2 separate regions of the Homo sapiens genome follow, and region 2 is linked to region 1. Evidence: read pairs that join two places in POLR2A ChIA-PET (ENCODE). Cell type or tissue: B cell. All regions are shown on one strand. Links, peaks and the distances in the headings refer to the core of each region. The heading gives the core; the rest is flanking DNA.

Evidence for each region. Peaks named below come from ENCODE experiments on the same cell type or tissue, not always from the same donor. Only the 100,000 strongest peaks of a DNase experiment are listed, where the experiment ranks them.
Region 2: POLR2A ChIA-PET joins it to region 1 with 7 read pairs; 3 of 35 experiments call an interaction of 5 or more read pairs at or near these places.

The regions. Positions count from the first base shown.
Region 1 is chr4:98,107,311-98,117,570 of GRCh38, reverse strand. STPG2 (sperm tail PG-rich repeat containing 2) reads left to right here. Exons shown (of 11, transcript NM_174952.3): 4 at 8,266-8,378. Among named protein-coding and RNA genes, the nearest start is that of STPG2, 31 kb to the left of the region's middle. RefSeq lists an enhancer at 5,975-6,800. In B cell, for the core only: no CTCF peak of the experiment used is centred there; a DNase peak (open chromatin) is centred at 4,350.
Region 2 is chr4:98,403,548-98,413,807 of GRCh38, reverse strand. It overlaps RAP1GDS1 (Rap1 GTPase-GDP dissociation stimulator 1), which reads right to left. Exons shown (of 15, transcript NM_001100427.2): 7 at 9,206-9,331. It also overlaps the pseudogene RPL21P48. Among named protein-coding and RNA genes, the nearest start is that of RAP1GDS1, 150 kb to the right of the region's middle. In B cell, for the core only: no CTCF peak of the experiment used is centred there; no DNase peak of the experiment used is centred there.

The DNA of each region.
Region 1 (10,260 bases), core at 2,091-7,090:
TCGAGTATACCAACATACACATAATGGGAATCCCAGAAGCGGAGGAGAAAGAGGAAGGAGAAAAGAGAATATTTGAAGAAATCATGGCTGAAAACATCCCAAATTTGATGAAAAAACATTACAGAAAGAAGAAGCTCAACAAACTCTAAGTAAGATTAATGCAAAGAGATGCACACCTAGACACATCACAGTCAAGCTGTTGAAAGCCAAAGACAAAAAGAAAATCTTGAGGGCAGCAAGAAAAAAGTGACATATCATATAGAAGGAATCCTCCAAAAGGTTAATAGAAATCATGAGGTCAGAGGGAGGGGGATGACTTATTCAAAGTGTTGAAAAAACAGACTGCCAATCAAGAATTCCAGAATCAGCAAAGCTATTCCTTGAAAATAAAGGAGAAATTAAGACATTTTCAGATAAATGGAAGCTGACAGAATTTGTTGCTGGCACACCCCCTAAAAGAAATACCAAATGGAGTCTTCAGGCTGAAATGAAATGTTATCAGACAATAACTCAAATTCACATAAATAATTAAAGAACAATGATAAAGGTAAATATATAAGCCAGTATTATTTAATTTTTGATTTTTAAGTTTTTAGAAGAATTCCTATTGATTATGGAACAAACTAGAAATAATACATTTTGTGTTTAAATACAGTAGTAGGCAGATATTTTAAGACTAATGGATTGTTTCATGCTATAAAACTTTTGAAGAACCAGATTAATTCTGGTAACATGAAAAGTAAGGATAATATAAGTTACATGTTTCCTTTTCTAACCATAAGAATTCCCATTTCTTTCTGGCCATGGGAGTTTTTGTCTCAAGAATATTTCATTCTCTCTCTCTATGACATACCTGGTCTTCTAGGCCTTGACTGTCCCATCATCCTATTAATAACAATGTGACAATTAATCTTCATTAAGATATTTAAGTATCTTAAATATTTGAGTAAGATATTCTTATGTGAACAATAGGTTCAATTCTGTAAAAACTCCAGTGAAATGGTCTTATGATTTGATATTAGGATATTCTCCCCAAGGTGACGGACAAGTTATGCAAAGAAGTGTAATGGAGCCAGACTTCCTGGTTATGTGTCCTGACTCTACCACTTAATAGTTATTAGTCCTTGGCCAAGTTACTTAATCTTTGTGCTCAGTTTCCTTACCTAAAATATCCTGAGAAAAATAACTATGGTCTAACATATTGGAATAAGTATTCTTCACAATTAGTCATAGATTCTTGGCTTTAGCTTAATAATTCCCTAATCACTCATAACTTACATCTCAAAATGTAATTCTTGCTTTAAGCTATTTTTTTTTTGTTTCAGAATAATGTGTCATCTATTAGAAGGCCACAATGATGCCTCCAAGCTTCCCTGCATGTATAAAATCCTTTCCCCACATGAATAAGCATTACTTAGACATATAAAACTTGATTACTTCCTGGCTAAATTATTATTTATAGAAATAAGGAAGAAGAAGAAGACATTTATTTGATGACCTAATTTATTTGATGGCCTAATTTAATAAGTATTGAATCAATACAACTTATTATTTATTTATTGGAATAAAAATCTAGATGTAATTTAAAAACATATAAAAACGTAGTTTTCTGTATCAGTTAAAGACATAGTTCATAATATTCAAGAAGATTCAGCAAAGTTTAATACAAACGGAATTGTGATATTTTTTGAAATCCTCATCTTGTATTTGAGAGAACTAGAGATAGCGTGGCAAAGCTCAGTAGCTGAAGGCTTTATTTTCTTCTGTTTCTCCTGCAGAAAAACACAGGTTCTTCACAAACTACTGCCAAATTGATACTGTAATAATGTTAATTCAAATCTTATCTGAATTTTCGATAATTCTGGGTAACTCTTTGCTTGCTTTTTGAAATAATATTTAATACTATATGTGGGTTTAGTTTCCAGAGGTGCATATTGATAGAAAATTAAGAAAATAATCCAATAGATGGGTAATTATTGTGATTCTTTCTTAACTGGTGAATCACATCTGCTGAAGCTGTCTAATAAAGCTTAAATACAGAATTAAGAGTTGTGTAAGACTCTAAGTGACAAATGTTAAACTTTAGCTAAATTTAATTTGTGAAGAGAAATTCTACAAAAAAGTTATTTTATATAACATTTTGAATGATAAAGTTTAGCTTCTTTCTTCTTTTAGAAGAGCCCAGGTAACTATTAGAAATCTATTTTTCAGAGGTGTATTTCACAAGCAAAGTTTGTGATTGGAATGATGATACTGACATATTTGCTAATGATAACATGCTGGGAACTACCTGTGTGCTGCCACACTGGAAAACAGTTCATTAGTGTTTGAATTATTGCACTTTGGGCCTTTTAATTCTTCACAAATTCTATTTCCATATTTAATTATGGAAAGACATGGGGGAAAGTTGCATAGCCCCATCTTCATTTATTTAATTGTCAGTGAGAGTGGCAGTTAGTAATTCTTCTTCAAATTATAATATAGCATTTACTTAAAATAATGCAGTTCCATGCTGAGTTTGCTTCAATTAAGTCATATTTTATTTGCTAATGATTTTCAAAATTGACAGTGACCTTGAAGTTGGTATTGCCAACACTTCTTGACATAAAAGAAACTGTAATTTAGAGATAAGAGTGCATCAATTTATCCTTTGTTTTCTGTCTGTATTTTTAAAAGCCTTTTAAATTTCTGATTCAACATCTACCTGAGTACCGCAGAGGTTAATGAGTTAAGTACTTGTCAATTCATGTGGTTTAAATGAAATGGATATTATTGTAGACACACACACACACACACACACACACAAAAAAAAAAAAATGGATATTATTGTGGGGTCTTAAATTGTGTGTGTGTGCACATGTACACATACATAATCTTTCCTCCTACTGGATTACTATTAGAATTGTGAAACAATTGAATCATAAAATCTCAATAATGTAAATTCACTTAAAGAAAGCTTCTTCAATAGAATCCTGCTCAAGGTCTTGAATCCTTGCATTAAAAGAGTTAATACAAAACCTTAACATGATTTTAGGCTATAAAAATGTGATGTAAAAGATGACATCAAAATGCTGTATTTTAAAATACTGATTTTTTGACAAATGTATAGGCTATAGTAAATCAACATATTAGATATGTTCTTGTGTGAAATATATACAATGTCTAAAATATCCAGCATGACTATATTATATTAGAATGTAGTTTCACATTTTGTACTTCACTGTCTGTTATGGTCATAATATAGTAGAAAAAAATATGCACAATTATGATGTTCTGCTTTATTTCTGAGTTAAAAATAAACTCTAACATAAATGGGAAATTTCATTCTTTCTGCCATCAAAACTGCCTATGTACTTTAAAATCCATGGTTGTATTAGGTAATTGCATTTGAAAGGTGATCTGGAGCACTTACTTTAGCAAGAGAAAGTGTTGTTTGGCTAGGTTCTCTCTCTTCCTTAAGTTCTGTTTGGCACAGCAGTCTTTGGAATTGCCACTGACCCTATAAGAAGAGGAGAGAGGAGTGTTTTCAACTACTCTAGTGGATGCTAGGGTTTCTCCGTGCTCTTTTACTGGCATGTACTGCTGTGCTGGACATGTCAGACTCTGCCACTTTTGTAAGTCATTCTGCTAAGTTTTATAGCATTTGTCTCTGCCCCCCTACACCCACCAAACCCAATGCCTTTGGATGGTCTGACTCCCTTATTTCCTTTTGTGTTATACTTAGGAATTCCAAAGTAGTGTATATATACCCTATGTGTTGCAGAGATTTGTGGGATAGCTCTTTCAGTTTTTATTCATAGCTTTGTTCCTTCAAGGACATGACAAGGGGCTGGGCTTTGGAATTGTGTATCAAATTAGAATCCCTACTTGTAATAATAATAATAATGCTATTAAGAATAATAATATATTACTTTGAGATAGTGCTTTATAAGACTGTCACTCATCACTCAGTGTTAAAGCTGAATGTCCATAGTGAAGAAGGGCAAATGCCTTTCTGCTCTTTGTGTTGCAGCAGAAGGGATTTGCAGATCAATAATTCAAGCCCACTGAGACCACGTACAGTGCTGGAAATATTCCTAGAGGAAATAAGGATTAATCCTTTTTATTTATATAACACATTTTCCCAGGCTTCATTGGATTGGAGTTACTAAAGAGAGTTGCAATAATGTTAATAACTTAAATACCATTTTTTTTTGTCTGTAACTATCAATGTAGAGGACATATAGCCTTTTGCAAAGTTCTTCTACCCATGTATTTCTAGACATCCCTGGGGGCTGTCTCAGCTATGCTCCCGAATAAGTCTCTTTCCATTGAGTACAGCTGCTGTTCCACCAGGCACTTCAGTCTCTTGCCATATGGTGCTCTCTGCTGGGCATTTCCACCAATGTTCTCTTTCACAGCTAAAGCTGCCGGATTAGCTGGGATAAAGTAGGGGGAGGATGATGATGTCTTTCTTCGTGTTATACTCTGTTAGAAAGGTTCAAAAGTAGTGCAGGTTTTTTTTTTTCTTTTAGCCAATATTTTAATGAAACAGTTGTTTTAGTTTTTTTTTTTTTTCATAGTTTCTTCACACTCAAAAGGATATGAGGCATAAAGTCATTGAGGATTGTCTGTGTTAGAACGCAAACCCAGTTGACAGAAAATCCCCAGTATTTAGCATTGCCACTCTTTTGACACTAAGATTTTCTTACTAGGTGTGGGGCATCATGATTATCTCCTTCTTCTCATAGGATTAGTTTTTACATTTGCCTTTTGGTTGTTTTGCTTTGTTCACCAGGTATTCCAAAACATGTCTGAATTCTACTTGGACATAGCAGACGACTTCTTGTTTCTCTCTTCTCAGCTCCAATATTCTCTACCACCAAAGAAAGAAACAATCAAGGGGATTTACTAAAATCAAAGCAGGATAACTCTTTAGAAAAACTATAATTTTCTGTACACGTTTGCATCTATGAAAAAAGAATCAACAAAGGTCTCATTTTACTTCATGCAAACATTAAAGTTCTGTCAGAGGTTGTGTTAGTCTTTGTATTAGGATTCTGCAGAGAAACAGAACCAATGCTTACACAGTCATGTGTCAATCAATGATAGGGATACGTCCTAAGAAATGCATTGTTAGGTGATTTTGTCATTGTGTGAACATCATAGAGTATATTTACACAAATCTAGATGGTATAGTCTATGACACACCTAAGCTATATGGTATAGCCCATTGTTTCTGTGGTTCAAGCCTGAATAGCATGTTATTGTACTGTCTGGTACAGATTACAAAGATACAGATACACAATGGTATTTGTGTATCTAAATACATCTAAACATTGAAAGGGAACAATAAATATATGGTGTTATAATCTTACGGGCTCACCATTGTATATCTGGTCCATTGTCATATATGCAGTCCATCATTGAAACATCATTATGTGGTACATAACTATATATGTGAGATGGGGTTTATTCTGGGAATTGGCTCATGTGATTATGGAGGCTGAGAAGTCCCATGATATGCTGTCTGCAAGCTGGAGAAATAAGGGAGCTGGTGGAGTAGCTGAGTTCAAGTCTGAAGGCCTGAGAACCACGGGAGCTGATGGTATAACTCTTAGTCCAAGGATAAAAGCCTGAGAACCTGAGGGGCTGCTGGGGAAAGTCCAAGAATCCAAAGGCTAGAAAACCTGGAGTTCTGATGTCCGAAGGTAGGAGAAGATGGGCATCTCAGATCCAGAAAAGAGAACAAATTTACCTTTCTTCTGTCTTTTTGTTCTATCTGGGCCCTCAGCTGATTGAAAGGTGCCCACGACATTGGGTGAGGATGGTTCACTGATTCAAATGCCTATCTATTCTGGAAACAGCCTCAAATACATACCCAGAAATAACACTTTATCAGCTATGTGAGTATTCCTTAACTCAGTCAAATTGACATCTAAAGTTGACCATCACAATCCGCATTTAATTTTTTCAGGCCAGGCAGATGTAGAAGGGAAAGTTAATTCTATTGTGCTTATATATTATAATGTGTGGGGGCTAGGTGTTAGTGGTAAGTTCAAGGAATTTTAGTGTGCGCCAGCTTCTTTTTGGATTTTGTTGTGGCACCTCAAAGCTTTCTGGAGTGGTGCCTCTCTAACTAGAAAGTCACTAGGGGCAGGGGAAAGTGCTTTCAATTTAGTTTCAACTACATCTGCCAATAATAAAGTGGAGGTTAGCATTCTCCTCATCACTTAATGTAATGGCACTGGTGCACATCTCCAAAGGTGCTAGTAGTTTTGAGAATTGCCCCCTACTCGCTACCTAAGAGTTTATCTCCAGTTTCTGTTTTTTTGGGGATGTTAAGAGGGTTCAGCTGAGACTCTTTTCAAATGTAATGAGGTCCTTTTCTGGTTCTGGGGATGTTAAGAGGGTTCAGCTGAGACTCTTTTCAAATGTAATGAGGTCCTTTTCTGGTTCTGGGGATGTTAAGTGGGTTCAGCTGAGACTCTTTTCATATGTAATGAGGTCCTTTTCTGGTTCTAGTCTTTGCTGTGCTATATCTTCCAGAAAGTCCTTAAAGTTTCTGGCATGTGAAGTTTCTAGCACTTACTTGTGTCTATTTGATATACTTCTTTTAAAATTTTGGAGTCGGGTGGGGCAGGTATGGATTTGATTCACCATTTTGTACTGAAATTATGCTTTTGTCACTAATGTTGCTACTTACTGCATTATTATTGCTTATAATGGTAACTGAGAGAGGTTGGTTCCACTGCTGTAGAATAGTAATAGCCACCTAGAACAACTTAGCGGTTACAAATCCTTATGGGTATGCAGCCAGCTCAATTCTTGCCTCCTCATAAGAGAGAATTCAATCGAGGGGCATAAGGCAGAGTGAGAGACCAAGGCAAGTTTTAGAGTGGGAGTAAAAATTTATTAAAAAGGAAGTAAAGAACACTTGGAAGAGGGCCCAGCAGGTGATTTGAGAGATCAAGTGCATGGATTGACCTTTTAACTTTGGGTTTTGTATGTTGGCATGCTTCCAGGGTCTTGCATTACTTGTCCCCTGAGTCTTTCCTTGGGGTGGGCTGTTCACATGCTCAGTGGCTTTCTAGCACTTGAGAGGGGCCACGTGTGCAGTGTGTTTACTGGAGTTGTACACATGCTCACTTGAGGCATTCTTACCTTTCCAGTTGAATGCGCCTAGAGGGTCATATGCTGGTTAAACACGGCCATTTTGCCTTTTAGTGTGCATGTGTGAGCCCATTCGCGCAACTCCTGAGATGTTATCTGGAAGCTGCTGATCACCAGCTTCAGGATTTTTCTCTTGGGAGACTGCCTTTCCCTGGTGCCAGCTGCAATGAATTATTATTTTAGACTGTTAACAACTGCCTGACCATCACCTGATGGTCGCCTGACATTCTTGGCTGGGGGGGCTCTCTCTTACCCTGCTCATGTCAGGCTGTCTACCTGCTGTAACAACTTGACACATTGTTAAACTATATGTTATGGAAATTATAGTAAATACCATTAGCTTAAAAATATGTTTTAAAATATTCTTAAATGATTTCTCAACTAAGAATGTTTTAGGTCAAGAGGATTCCTGTAAAAAAGAAGCTACTGTTGTGTTATGCTTTATTGTTTTAGTTTCTGGTGAAACAGTGTGCTTAAACTTTTTATGGTTCATGCTTAATTTTAACATTTATTGTAGTGGGTATAAAGGAAAGATGATTATTTCTCATGTCACAAATAATTTCTCTGTCATTAAAAGACTGATCCTGTCTTTAAGCATTAGCAATAAAATGAACTAGGGTAGTGTTTAATTTATTGTTAAGTATTTCTAACTCTGTTTAAAGGTTACATTAATATGAAGTTATGTAATGACCATTGGTGATGTTTGCATTTTTTCAATCTGTTTAGTTAAGGTAATTTTTAATAGGTATTTCTATTTCCCAAATAATGTTATCCCCTCTCTCTTTTTTAAATGATGAGGAGCTAATTTTCATTTTTCTTAAGGTTTTAGATTACTGGGTGTACTGCCAAGAGCAAAGCTGTTCATATTGGTTGAGAATATGCTAATGTTAGAGGTACTTCTCTGGGAACCCTAGCTGACTCAGGAGTGGAATGGGAACCAACAGTGACAACTTAGCCTGGGATCTATCCAAGAGCACTTTAGCATTTACCAGTGGAACCCCCTTACTGAGGCTATCCTTGCTTTAGATTTAGACTTAGGTAAAGCCAAACATTGTTTCATGACTTATTTAAACTATGTTTCATCCTCACTTTTTAAAACTTTTTATTTTTTAGGATGTTTCCAATGCAACTTTGAAATACAAAGGTATACATTTTGGCAACTCTTCAGGAAGACAAGAGTTACCTAAAAAGTCAGGTCCTGGTCCAGGACAGTATGATATAGTCCAGTAAGTAAAAAAATATAGTATACCTTTAATGTAGCTCTTGACTAGAAAAGTATTTTAATAATTCAGACTAGGCTATGCTGTAAAGAAAGGAAAAATTAGTATGAAAAACTCCAAGAAGTATTACATTTTGGTGTAATGTATATGAAAGTTATTGATTTTTTAAATTATACTTTAAGTTTTGGGATACATGTGCAGAACATGCAGGCTTGTTACATGGGTATACATGTGCCATAGTGTTTTGCTGCACCCATCAACCCATCATCTATATTAGGTATTTCTCCTAATGCTATCTCTCCCCTAGCCCCCCATCCCCCCAAGTTAATTGTTTTTTTATAAGCCAAATCTTGTGCTATCTACTATATATGCATTAACTCATTTAATCTTCACAGCAAGCTTTGCATAGTTAATATTGTTACATCTATTTTATCAGTAAAAAATGCAAGGGTTAGAGGGGATAAATAACATGTTCAAGATCATGCAGCTATTAAATGGCAGAGCTAAAGTTAAATTGAAGCCCGTTTGATTATACAGCACATGTAGCCATGTACTAAAATATACTGTCCTTAATTATAAAGTAGATAAAAGATCAGAGAAAATGTAAAAGAAGGTGACCCAGAATTCTCCATTTTATCCCTGGCTCTCATCTTCAGTCCTCTGACTACATGATGGATTTAGAAGGCATTCTCAGTCAGTGTAAGTCCGAGAATATTTATGAAGAAATACATTTCTGGCAAAATAACTCTATTTTCTCCTACTGCCACAGTCAGGTTTTAGACATGAGTTCATGGAAGGCAAAATTGAGTAACAAATACCACGTTGTCCTCAGAATCTACTACCCTTTCTTATAATTAATTTTTTAAGGGTCCAGCTTATCTGCCTGATTCTTTTTCTTTCATAGCATAAATTTTCTCCCAAGAAGCCCCAGAGTGATTACGTACTCAATTAATTTGCTAGACAGATCAGATATTTCTGTTTACTAGCAGTGGATGTATTTTAGGATCTTGCTTGGACTCCCCTGCTACTGTTCATTCATTGAGTAAACATTGTTTGAATTCTTGCTATGTGCCAGTTCTGAACTTAGTAACTGAGAATAACAAGAATAAAACATGGCGTTTGTTTTTGGGAATTTATACTCTAATCCATTATGCTGTTCACTTTTTCACTCTCTTAATATGGAATATATACCTTTGTATTTTTATTCTTTTAGTAGTTATGCTAGAACCTTAACATGCATATTTAGCTTAATTAAGTCTTTACTTAATATTATTATTATTATTCCAAGCAAGACAAGGTCTGTAGAATACTCTAACACATATCATAGTCTTCTTGACATATGCTTTTGTTCTTCAGTATTTTAATCCTATCCTTTTCTTCTGCCATATTGGCTGATTTGTGCTCATGCTCTCTCTCTCTCACCGTCTCTCTTTCCCCTCTTCTCAGTTTTATTGAGGTTTAAATAGCATAAATCAAAATTCATCTTTTAAAATGTATATCATTCTGTGATGATTGTTTTCATTCCATTTCACTATACTTCTGCCTGAGTACCCCAGGCATACCCGGGACTGTAAGCAGTGTTAACTGATTCTGCTTGGTGGTTTTTCCTACCAGTCTGTTTTACTTCTCAACCTTGTCCCACTCTCATTCCTCCCCCATTTGTTGTGCTGTTGCTTTATTTGATCTTTGTTATTTCTCCTGTTTTTCCTCTTCTTCCATTTGTGTTTTAACCTGAAGAAATGTATGAATATGGATTTCATTCCTGACTGCTTCAGTTACTTCACCGTTTTTGTAATTTGTTTGCTCTTTGAGTTAGCTGCTTTCACTGTATCTTTGACTTGTAGTTGTCTCAGTTCCTTCTGGCAGTTGATATTTTCTACTTGTTTTT
Region 2 (10,260 bases), core at 1,933-6,932, 300 kb before region 1:
TGTGGAAGTCAGTGTGGCGATTCCTCAGGGATCTAGAACTAGAAATTCCATTTGACCCAGCCATCCCATTACTGGGTATATACCCAAATGACTATAAATCATGCTGCTATAAAGACACATGCACATGTATGTTTATTGCGGCATTATTCACAATAGCAAAGACTTGGAACCAACCCAAATGTCCAACAATGATAGACTGGATTAAGAAAATGTGGCACATATACACCATGGAATACTATGCAGCCATAAAAAATGATGAGTTCATGTCCTTTGTAGTGACATGGATGAAATTGGAAATCATCATTCTCAGTAAACTATCGCAAGAACAAAAACCAAACACTGCATATTCTCACTCATAGGTGGGAATTGAACGATGAGATCACATGGACACTGGAAGGGGAATATCACACTCTGGGGACTGTGGTGGGGTGGGGGGAGCGGGGAGGGATAGCATTGGGAGATATACCTAATGCTAGATGACGAGTTAGTGGGTGCAGCGCACCAGCATGGCACATGTATACATATGTAACTAACCTGCACAATGTGTACATGTACCCTAAAACTTAAAGTATAATAAAAAAAAAAATAGTAATACCCTGGGGAAGGAATTGCATTCCTGGGGGGAGGTCTATAAATGGCCGCTCTGGGAGTATCTGTCTTATGCGGTTGAGATAAGGACTGAAATACGCCCTGGTCTCCTGCAGTACCCTCAGGCTTATTAGGGTGCGGAAAAGATCCCGCCCTGGTAAGTTTGAGGTCAGACCGGTTCTCTGCTCTCGAACGCTGTTTTCTGTTGTTTAAGGTGTTTATCAAGATAATACGTGCACAGCCAAACATAGACCCTCATCAGTAATTCTAATTTTGCCCTTTGCCTTGTGATCTTTGCTTTGCCCTTGCCTTGTGATCTTTATTGCCCTGTAAAGCACGTGATCTTTGTGACCTACTCCCTGTACACTCCCTCCCCTTTTGAAATCCCTAATAAAAACTTCCTGGTTTTGTGGCTCAGGGGACATCACGGACCTACCGATATGTGATGTCACCCCTGGAGGCCCAGCTGTAGAATTCCTCTTTTTGTACTCTTTCTCTATTTCTCAGATGGGCCGACATTTAGGGAAAATAGAACATACATTGAAATATTGGGGGCTGGTTCCCCCAATAGATACACCTTACTCATCTTTGTATCTTAACCTAAACTGGCCTATCTAAATGCTTTGAGTGTAGTTGATACTCCTTAAGATAAATGCTAGTCAACTCACCTGAAAAATACATTTGCAACACAGATTTTTTGTTTAAGAGACAGTGTCTCGCTCCGTTGCCCAGGCTGGAGCGCAGTGGTATGATCATAGCTCACTGCATCCTTGAACTCCTGGGCTCAAGCAATCCTCCTATCTCAGCCTCCTGAGTAGCTGGGACTAAAAGTGCATGCCACCATGCCTGGCTAATTTTTAAACTTTTTTTGTAGAGACAGGGTCTCACTATGTTGCCTAGGCTGGTCTTGAACTCATGGCCTCAAGCAATCTTCCTGCCTTGGCCTCCCAAAGTGCTAGGATTACAGGCATGAGCCACTGTACCTGGCCAGAAATTTTTAAATTTAAACTTTATTTTTTCAGTTGGATTTTATTTTAGTCATTGGTTTCCCTAAGCTGTATATGCATCCATATATGGCAATGGCAGCTTCAGCTTATCATTTAGGAAAAATAAAGACTTTTAAAAATAAATACTTAAGACTTTCAGGCAATTTTAATGTGTTAAAATTTGGCTTTTTTGAATCACTAGGATCACTGATCTTCTTTTGAATATTATCTCAGAATACACAGAGTATTCAACCTGGAATATTTCTTTAAAAGGTACACTTGTACTGTGCCATGCTAAAAGTAGGGCGTTTCCTTGGTTACAGAATGCTAGGGCTAGAGATGTGTGGTGACTAGAATTAAAAACTATGATGAAAAAGCCTTAAAAATACTAAAATCCTTGAACTATACAAATCCCAACTTCTAATGCTGAAATCACTCTCCTTCGTGTACTGGGAAAATGAAGGATGATACATGCAAAGAATTAGTCCAAAAACAAGCCTTCAATGGTATCATCCTATCCATTGTGCAATTATAAAACAGATGTGAAGGCAGAGGGGAAAACAGTAATAAATATCAACACATTGTTATTTTGAAATACTGCAAGGAAAGTTATAGGTTATTTTATGGCCTAAAATTGACTGAAGGTCACAGTAAAATTTTTACTTTGCCAAAACACCAATGAGATAAAAAACAAATTTCTCCCTAAGAAATAGGACCTAAGACATTTAAGAAATTTTAAATGTGTCAATATTGTAGTTTTAAAATTTTAATTAATTTTTTTTTTTGAGACAGGGTCTTGCTGTGTTGCCCAGGTTGGTCTTGAACTCCTGGCTCAAGCAATCCTTCTGCCTTGGCCTCTGAAAGTGCTGGAATTACAGGCGTAAGCCATCACTCCCAGCCTAAATGTCTCAATGTTAAAGTTTACAGATAATCTCTTCTCACAATTTGACTGAAATCAAATACCTGAAAACAAATATATAGGAGGCTTAAACTACCTTAATTAGGATTAGCAAGACATTCTGCCAAAGCAGACAGCCCAGCACATTTACCAAAACCATTCTGTCCAAGGACAAGTATCTTTATCACCACTGTTTACACACATATGTATGAATGTACACTTGTATGTATCATGTATGCATCATATATAGGTATTTTAAAACTTTTTTTAAAGAGTGAAAGAAAACCACAAATGCAGAGAAGTGCATAAAATATCCAAGTTAAGTTTAATATATTATTAGAAAGCAAATAACCATGTATCTATCACCTAGATCAAGAAATTCATTGCCAACAACTCAGGAAGCCTATCTCTGCATTTCTGTTTCTGATAACAAACCCCTTCCTTCATTTGTCTCAAATCATCCTGGTTATTATGGTAATCACTTCTATACTTTCATCATTTTACCAAGTAAATAATCATTCCTAAAAACTACAGTTTAGTTTTACTTTTTGTTTTTAACTTTATATAAATTGAATCATACAATATGTATTTTTCAGTGTTGGCTTTTTCCTTTCAACATTATGAGATTCATCCACAGTAATGGTTACAGCTGTCTTCATTCCTTTTCATAACTCTATATTTTTCCATTATATTAATATCCTATGATTTATTCATTCTACTGTTAATGGATTTTGGTTGTTTCCAATTTTTCATTATAAATAATGCTGCTTTGAACATTCCTGTAACAGTTCCTGGTATACATGTGCACAAGCTTCTGGGTATATTTCTAAGAGCAGAATTGTTGGATCTATTGCTTCAACTTCAATAGATACTACTTCCCAATTGTACCAATTTACACTCCCACTGTTCCACACCCTCATCAACAGTTGGTTTATGAGACTTTCCAGTGGGTGTATAGTGGTATTTTATTGTGGTTTTATTTTGTGTTACCTAAGAGTGAACATTTTCATATCTATATTAAGTCTGTTGGACTTAATATAAATCTTTTGTCAAGTGCTTATTAAAATGTTTTTCACATTTTTCTTAATGATTTTTAAGAGTTTTTATACACTGTATACACAAGCCCTCTGTCAGTTATATGTTATAATTATATTCTCTCATCCAGTCTTGCTTTTCACTCTTAACGGTGTCTTTAAAAAAAGAGTTTTAACTTTTATTTATTTGTTTTTGGTAGAGATGAGGCCTCACTATGTTGCTCAGGCTGGTCTCGAACTCCTGGTCTCAAGTGATCCTCGTCTTGCCCTCCCAAAGCCATTAGGATTGCAGTCATGAGCCACCAGGCTAGCCAGAAGTTTTACTTTTAAAGTAACCAATGTCTCAATTTTTTCCTTTATGATTAGAGCTTTTTGTGATCTAAGAAAAGTATTTCAAGGCCATGATGATATTCTCCTAGCTTACATTTTAAGATAAACCCTCTGAAGTTTTAACTTTCACATTTAGGTCAATCTATCTGGAATTAATTTTTTATATACTTTTTAATAGTCTAGAAGCCTTTTATCTTGAAAACACCTATTATGCCATGAATTCATAGGGAAGAGGTTCCAGCAGCTCAGGCCCCTTCCGTTTGTTCTCACAAAGTGCGCTTCTCTAGGTGGAACAGACTGTTGCTTCAGTTGAACTCAGGTACATTTCTCTTTGGCTCCCTTCTTTTTCTTTTCCTATCTTTCCTTCATGTGTTTCGGGGAGGTATCTTGGCTCTTGAGTGCTTAATATGCTCATTATACACATTAATTATTTTGGCAACAATCTTGCCCTTGTTTGTTTACAACAACACTAGTACCATGCCGGGTAACACCATAGACTCTTGGTTTTCCATGGTAAAATTTGTGGGGCATTCCCTTTTTGAACAGGATGCATTCCTCTGATGTCTACAATATCACCTTTCCTGTAGATTTGAATGTATGTGGCTAAAGGAACAACTCCGTATTTTCTAAAAGGCCTACAGAATACATATCAGATGCTTCTCTTTCCCTTTGTGTTCATTATTTTGTTAAATTACTGGAAGGTGGCAGTTCCAGCTAAAAGGGCTATCCAACGTATTTTTCACATTTTATTTTCTGTTTTTTCTTTTTTGGTATATAGAAATTCTTGTTTGTTTTTTGGCAGTAACCTAACAAAATTCTGATTTAAAAAAAGATCTATAAAACTGATCTATAGATTCTTTTGAATTAAATATGCATAATCACATCATAAATGAATGAGAGTTTTATTGCTTTATCTTAATTTTTTTTCTTTTATTCTCTTTAATGCACTGGATACTTCTTACAATACAATGTTAAATGGAAGCGGGGATGATCCTTCTTGTCCCAATCTCAAAGCAAATGCTTTTTTATTTCACCATTGATTGTGATGTTTTCTTCAGCCTTCTCATAGATATCTTTTTCAGATTGAAGACCTTCCTAGTCCTGTTTTCCTAAGTTTTTAAAAATAATGAATGAACACTTAATTTTATGAAAAGCTTTTTTTAAAATCTGAGAAGATCATGGTTTCTCCCCTTAAATATTTTAAGGTGATGAATTATACTAGTTGCATTTCAAATATTAAATTGTGTTACACTTTCAGAATAAATGCAATTTGGTGTGATTAATTTTTTTAATATATTACTAGAGTAAATTTGCTAAAATTTTAGGAGGAATTTTGGATCTATGTTCATGGTGAGACTAGCCTTTAATTTTCATTCATGTATTGTCTTTGTTGGGATTTGGTATAAAGGTTTCATTAGCCTCATTAAAATAAATTGGTAAGTATATTTCCTTTTCCTATTCTCTGGAAGAATTCTTAAGGTAAGATTACTCAGCTTTTCTATTCTTGTATCAGTCATACTTTAAAATATATTGGCATCAGGCCAGGCACGGTGGCTCATGCCTGTAATCCCAGTATTTTGGGAGGCCAAGGCAGGTGGATCACCTGAGGTCAGGAGTTTGAGATCAGCCTGGGCAACATGGTGAAACCCCGTGTCTACTAAAAATAAAAATAAAAAAATTAGCCAGGCGTGGTAGGAGGCGCCTGTAATCCCACCTACTTGAGAAGCCGAGGCAGGAGAATTGCTTGAACCTCGGAGATGGAGGCTGCATCCCAGGTGGAGGCTGCAGTGAGCCGAGATGGTGCCACTGCACTCCAGCCTGGGTGACAGAGTGAGACTCCATCTTGCGGGGGAGGGAAAAAAAAAAATATATATATATATAAAATATATGGGCATCAAATTGTTCATAATATCCTCTTAATAGCTGTAAGACCTGCGGTAAGGTCTCCTCCTCTTGCATTCTTAATTTTGGTTAATTATGCTTTCTCTCTCTTTTCATCATTAATCTCACTACGGGTTTACCAATTCCACTGTCTTTTCAGACTCAACTGTAGTAATTATATGTTTGTGTTGCACTGTATGTTTTCCATTTTATTTCAGCTCTTTACATTTCCTTCCTTCTGCTTATTATTATTTTTTTTAAAATTTCAATAGCTTTAGTGGTACAAGTGGTTTTTGGTTACATGGATGAATTGTATAGTGGCAAAGTCTAGGATTTTAGGTCATCTGTCATCTGAATAGTGTACACTGTACCTAATAAGTAGTTTTTTACCCCTCACCCCCTCATCTCACTACCTCCCTCTGTCTCCAAAGTCCATTCTATCCACTCTCTATGCCTTTGTGTACACATAGCGTAGCTGCCACTTGTGAGAATAGGTGGCATTTGGTTACTTCACTTAGAATTAATGCCCTCTAGTTCCATTTAAGTTGCTGCAAAAGACATTATTTCATTCTTTTTTATAGCTGAGTAGTATTCCATGTTGTGTGTGTGTGTGTGTGTGTGTATACACACCCCATTTTCTTTATCCACTCATCCACTGATGGACACTTAGGTTGATACCCTATCTTTTCTTCTGCTTTTTAAAAGAATATATATTACTCTTGGATTTTGTTAACATTGTTGTATTTTATTCCAGTTAACTACTTAAAAAATTTTTTTTTGTAGATTTAGGGAGTACAAGTGCAGATTAACAAAATTAATAGACCACTAGCTAGATTAACAAAAAAAAAGAGAGAAGATTCAAATAAGTACAATCAGAAACAATAAAGGTGACATTATAGCTGCTACCACAGAAATACAAAAGATTATCAGAGACTACTATGAGCATATTCACACAAATTGGAAGGTGAGGGTTGAAAAATTACCTTGTGGTTTTTTGGGTTTATATTTTCTTTCCCCTAAATTCCTGAGATGAATACTGGGCTCATTGATTTTAGTTCTTTTCCTTTTCTAATATAAGCATTTAGAGCAAAAAATTTCCCTCTGAATAGGTCTTTACTTGTAACACGTAAGATCTGAGATATAGCATTTTCATTTTCACTACTAGAAAAATTTCTAATTTCCATTACAATTCTTTTTTGACCTCTGAGGTACTGGAAGTATATTTCTTACCATGTAAACATACAGCGATTTCCTGGTTTTCTTTTTATAATTGGTTACTAGACAACTCACTTAGGTCAAAGAAATACTTTGTATGATAGCAATCTTTTGAAATTTCTTTCTTTCATGACAAGTATACATGTTCTTAAATGTTTCATATGTACTTGAAAGAGCTCTGTAGTTGAAGTGTTCTAAAATAGGTCCATTAAATCAATTGTCTTAATCATTTTCAAATTTTCTATAACCTTATTCTTCTATCTTATTCTATAAATTATTGAAAGAGGTATTAAAATTTCTCACAATATTTGTGGATTTGTCTGTTTCTCTTCATAGTTCTGAATGTTTTTGCTCCGTATGTTTTGGGATAATGTATAACGGTTATTTTTTTTCTAGGTAAATTGGACCTTTTATTACTAAAGTCACCCTCTTTATCTCTAGCAAGTCTTTTCATCTTAAAATCTATTTTACTTGATATTAATATAACTACCCCAGCCTTCCTTAGGTTTCACTGGTATATTTTTTCTACCCTATTATTCTCAATCTTTTAAATCTCATATTTAATAAGTATTGCTTAAGTAGTATAGTTATTTATTTTAAAACACAAGTGACAAATGGTCTTTTAATTAGAGCATTTAGGCCACATTTAACGTAATTACTGAAATACTGTGTCTTAAAACTGTATTTTTATGCTTCATTTGTCCTCTATGATTCGTGTTCCTTTTTCTTTCCTCTTTTTTCTTGTTTTGCATTACTAGGGTATTAAAAAACCTTTCCATAAGTCGCTTCCATTTGTTCTGCAGCTATATATCATTTTAAAAAATTACTTTAGTAGTCACCTTAAAAGTTAAAAGTGACTAAATAACCAGAGTCTTCCAGATAACACAAGTGTCTTAGGACTCTAACTCCTTTTACCTTTCTTCTTATTTATAAGCTCAGTTTGTGGTATATTTTAAATCACATAAATGTACATTGTAAACTTCACAATAAGTTATTTTTTTGATATATTCAATGTTTATAAGATTTACCTATATATCTACCGTTTTTTTTGGTCTTTATTCTCCCCTGCATCTATATCATTTTCCTTCTGACAAACCACATTTATAACATCTGGCTTTCATTGTTGCTGTTGAGAAGGTAGCTGTCAGCCAAACTGTTGTTACTTTGAAGATAATAATTTTGGTCATTGGTTTTCTACATTTTCAGTATGAGGCATCTAGATGTGGATTTTTGTTTATCATATTTTGGGTTCAAAGGGCTTCTTGGATCTTTGCATTTTTCATAATTTCTGATAAATTCTCTGCCAAAATTTCTTCAAATATTGCCTCTGCACACTCCCCTCCCCACCTTCTCTACTCTCCTTTTGGGACTCCAAAAAATGCATATGAGAATGTCTCATTTTTTCCTCTGACCTCTTATTCTCTTTTATGTAAATGTGTTCTTCTTTCCTTTTAGTTCATATTGGATTTCTTTCCAACCCGTTTTCCAGTTCACTGGTTCTTTAATTCAACAGTATCTATTAAATCTGCTATTAAACCACCCACTGAATTCTTAATTTTGGTTGTATTTTTCAATTCAGAAATTTCCATTTATTTCATTCTTAAATCTGCTATGCCACTTTTTAAAAATAGTTTTTAGTTTCCTTCTAAATTATTTAAGCTAGCTTTTACCTCTTTGAACACAATAAGCACACCTGTTTTGAATCAGTGTCTAATAATTCCAGTATCTGAAGATTTGCTGCCTACTCTTGCTTACAGTGTGTTTTGTCTTATGTATTAATATCTGATCCTCTTTGAGTACGTGTTAGACATTATATTTGAAAAATTACTAATATGGAATAGTTTGTTTCTTCTGATTCATTCTTATTTCTACGATGCATCTCTTAAGATTTTTCTGCCCAAAGAAGGGAGTGATTAACCAGTATCTTCACTGTTGGCAGGCCTGAGACTCCAACTTTTATCCCCTTTGCCTTACAAGTGTGTAGAAGTAGAGCTCAGCCTCTCAGCTGCCTTTTCCAGAATGGCACAAGAATGTGTTAGCTACAGAAGTATCTTTTCTAAGATTTTAAAATCAAAGGAACCTGGAAAGTTGCTTTGGCCAATGTAGATATAGCTATGGAGTAGATAACATAGCTAAAGTTAGAGATATGCAAAATAAAACATATCACTAATAAAGAATGGTTTTGAGTCAAATGGCTGGCAATTAAATAATATTAGGAAAAAAGTTTAAAGCATACATGATCAAAAATCCAAAGGTGCATTTAAGTTTCTCACCATTTTCTGCCAATGGAGCAAGAACTTCAAAAATCATTTCTCTCTTATCATGTTCTATTTGTTTCTTGAAGAGTTTTACTAGCTCTTCAGCAATGTTTGTACTGGCAAACTGTTCTTTACTTGACTCTGTAAAATAAAAAAGAAAAACTTAAACCAAATAAAGTCCAGAAACTGTTTTCTAATACTTTCAATACTTAGTTATTTTGTACCATTACTGATAAATACAAATACTCTTCAAATATGGGAACAATCAAATCCATTTTTAATGTCCCTGAAAAGGAAAAATATCTAAGGCTTTAGAGAAAATGTTCTGACCCAATTATATTTGAGCTATAAAAAAAGGTTCTCTAGTAACCACAGCAACAACAAAATTACTAAGTCATAAATTCATAGTTTTAAGGATTTTAGTCAAAGAAAAATTTCTCATAACATATTTTATATGGATGAATTAAAGGTGACTTATCTTTAGTATCATTAAAGTGGAATGTTTTCTACACTGGTCCTGACATATCTACTATTGAAGACTAATTCTGCATGAGTAATTGGGGTTTCATTCATTCCTGCCTCTCAGCATCTCCAACCTCTCCTAGAGCCTCACCATTGATCAGCATTTATATATACTTTGGTATTTCTCACATAAAACAATATTAAAAACAAACATCCTCCCCCTAGTCCACCTCTATCAACTACCATTCAAGCTCATTTTTGCTTTTACAAATAAGTTTCTGATAACATTGCTTACATACACTGCCTCTACTCTCTCAACTCACATGCATTACTAAATCTACTAGTTTTGGCCTACCTGCCTCTACACTTAGCAATCTCCTATAATTGTTCCTCCTTTTCCACAAGACCTGTATAAATTCTAGTTCCTTAGGATTCATCCTTTGCTTTACCTTCTCAGTCCTTATTCTCACCTGAGGCTATCCAATGCTCTTCCATAGCACCAAACAGCATCTCTGTGTTGATATTTATACAACATAAATATTCATAACCCTCTTCTGGACATCAGGCTATTTAACTGCCCATTTGACACCTCTACTTGAGTATCTCTC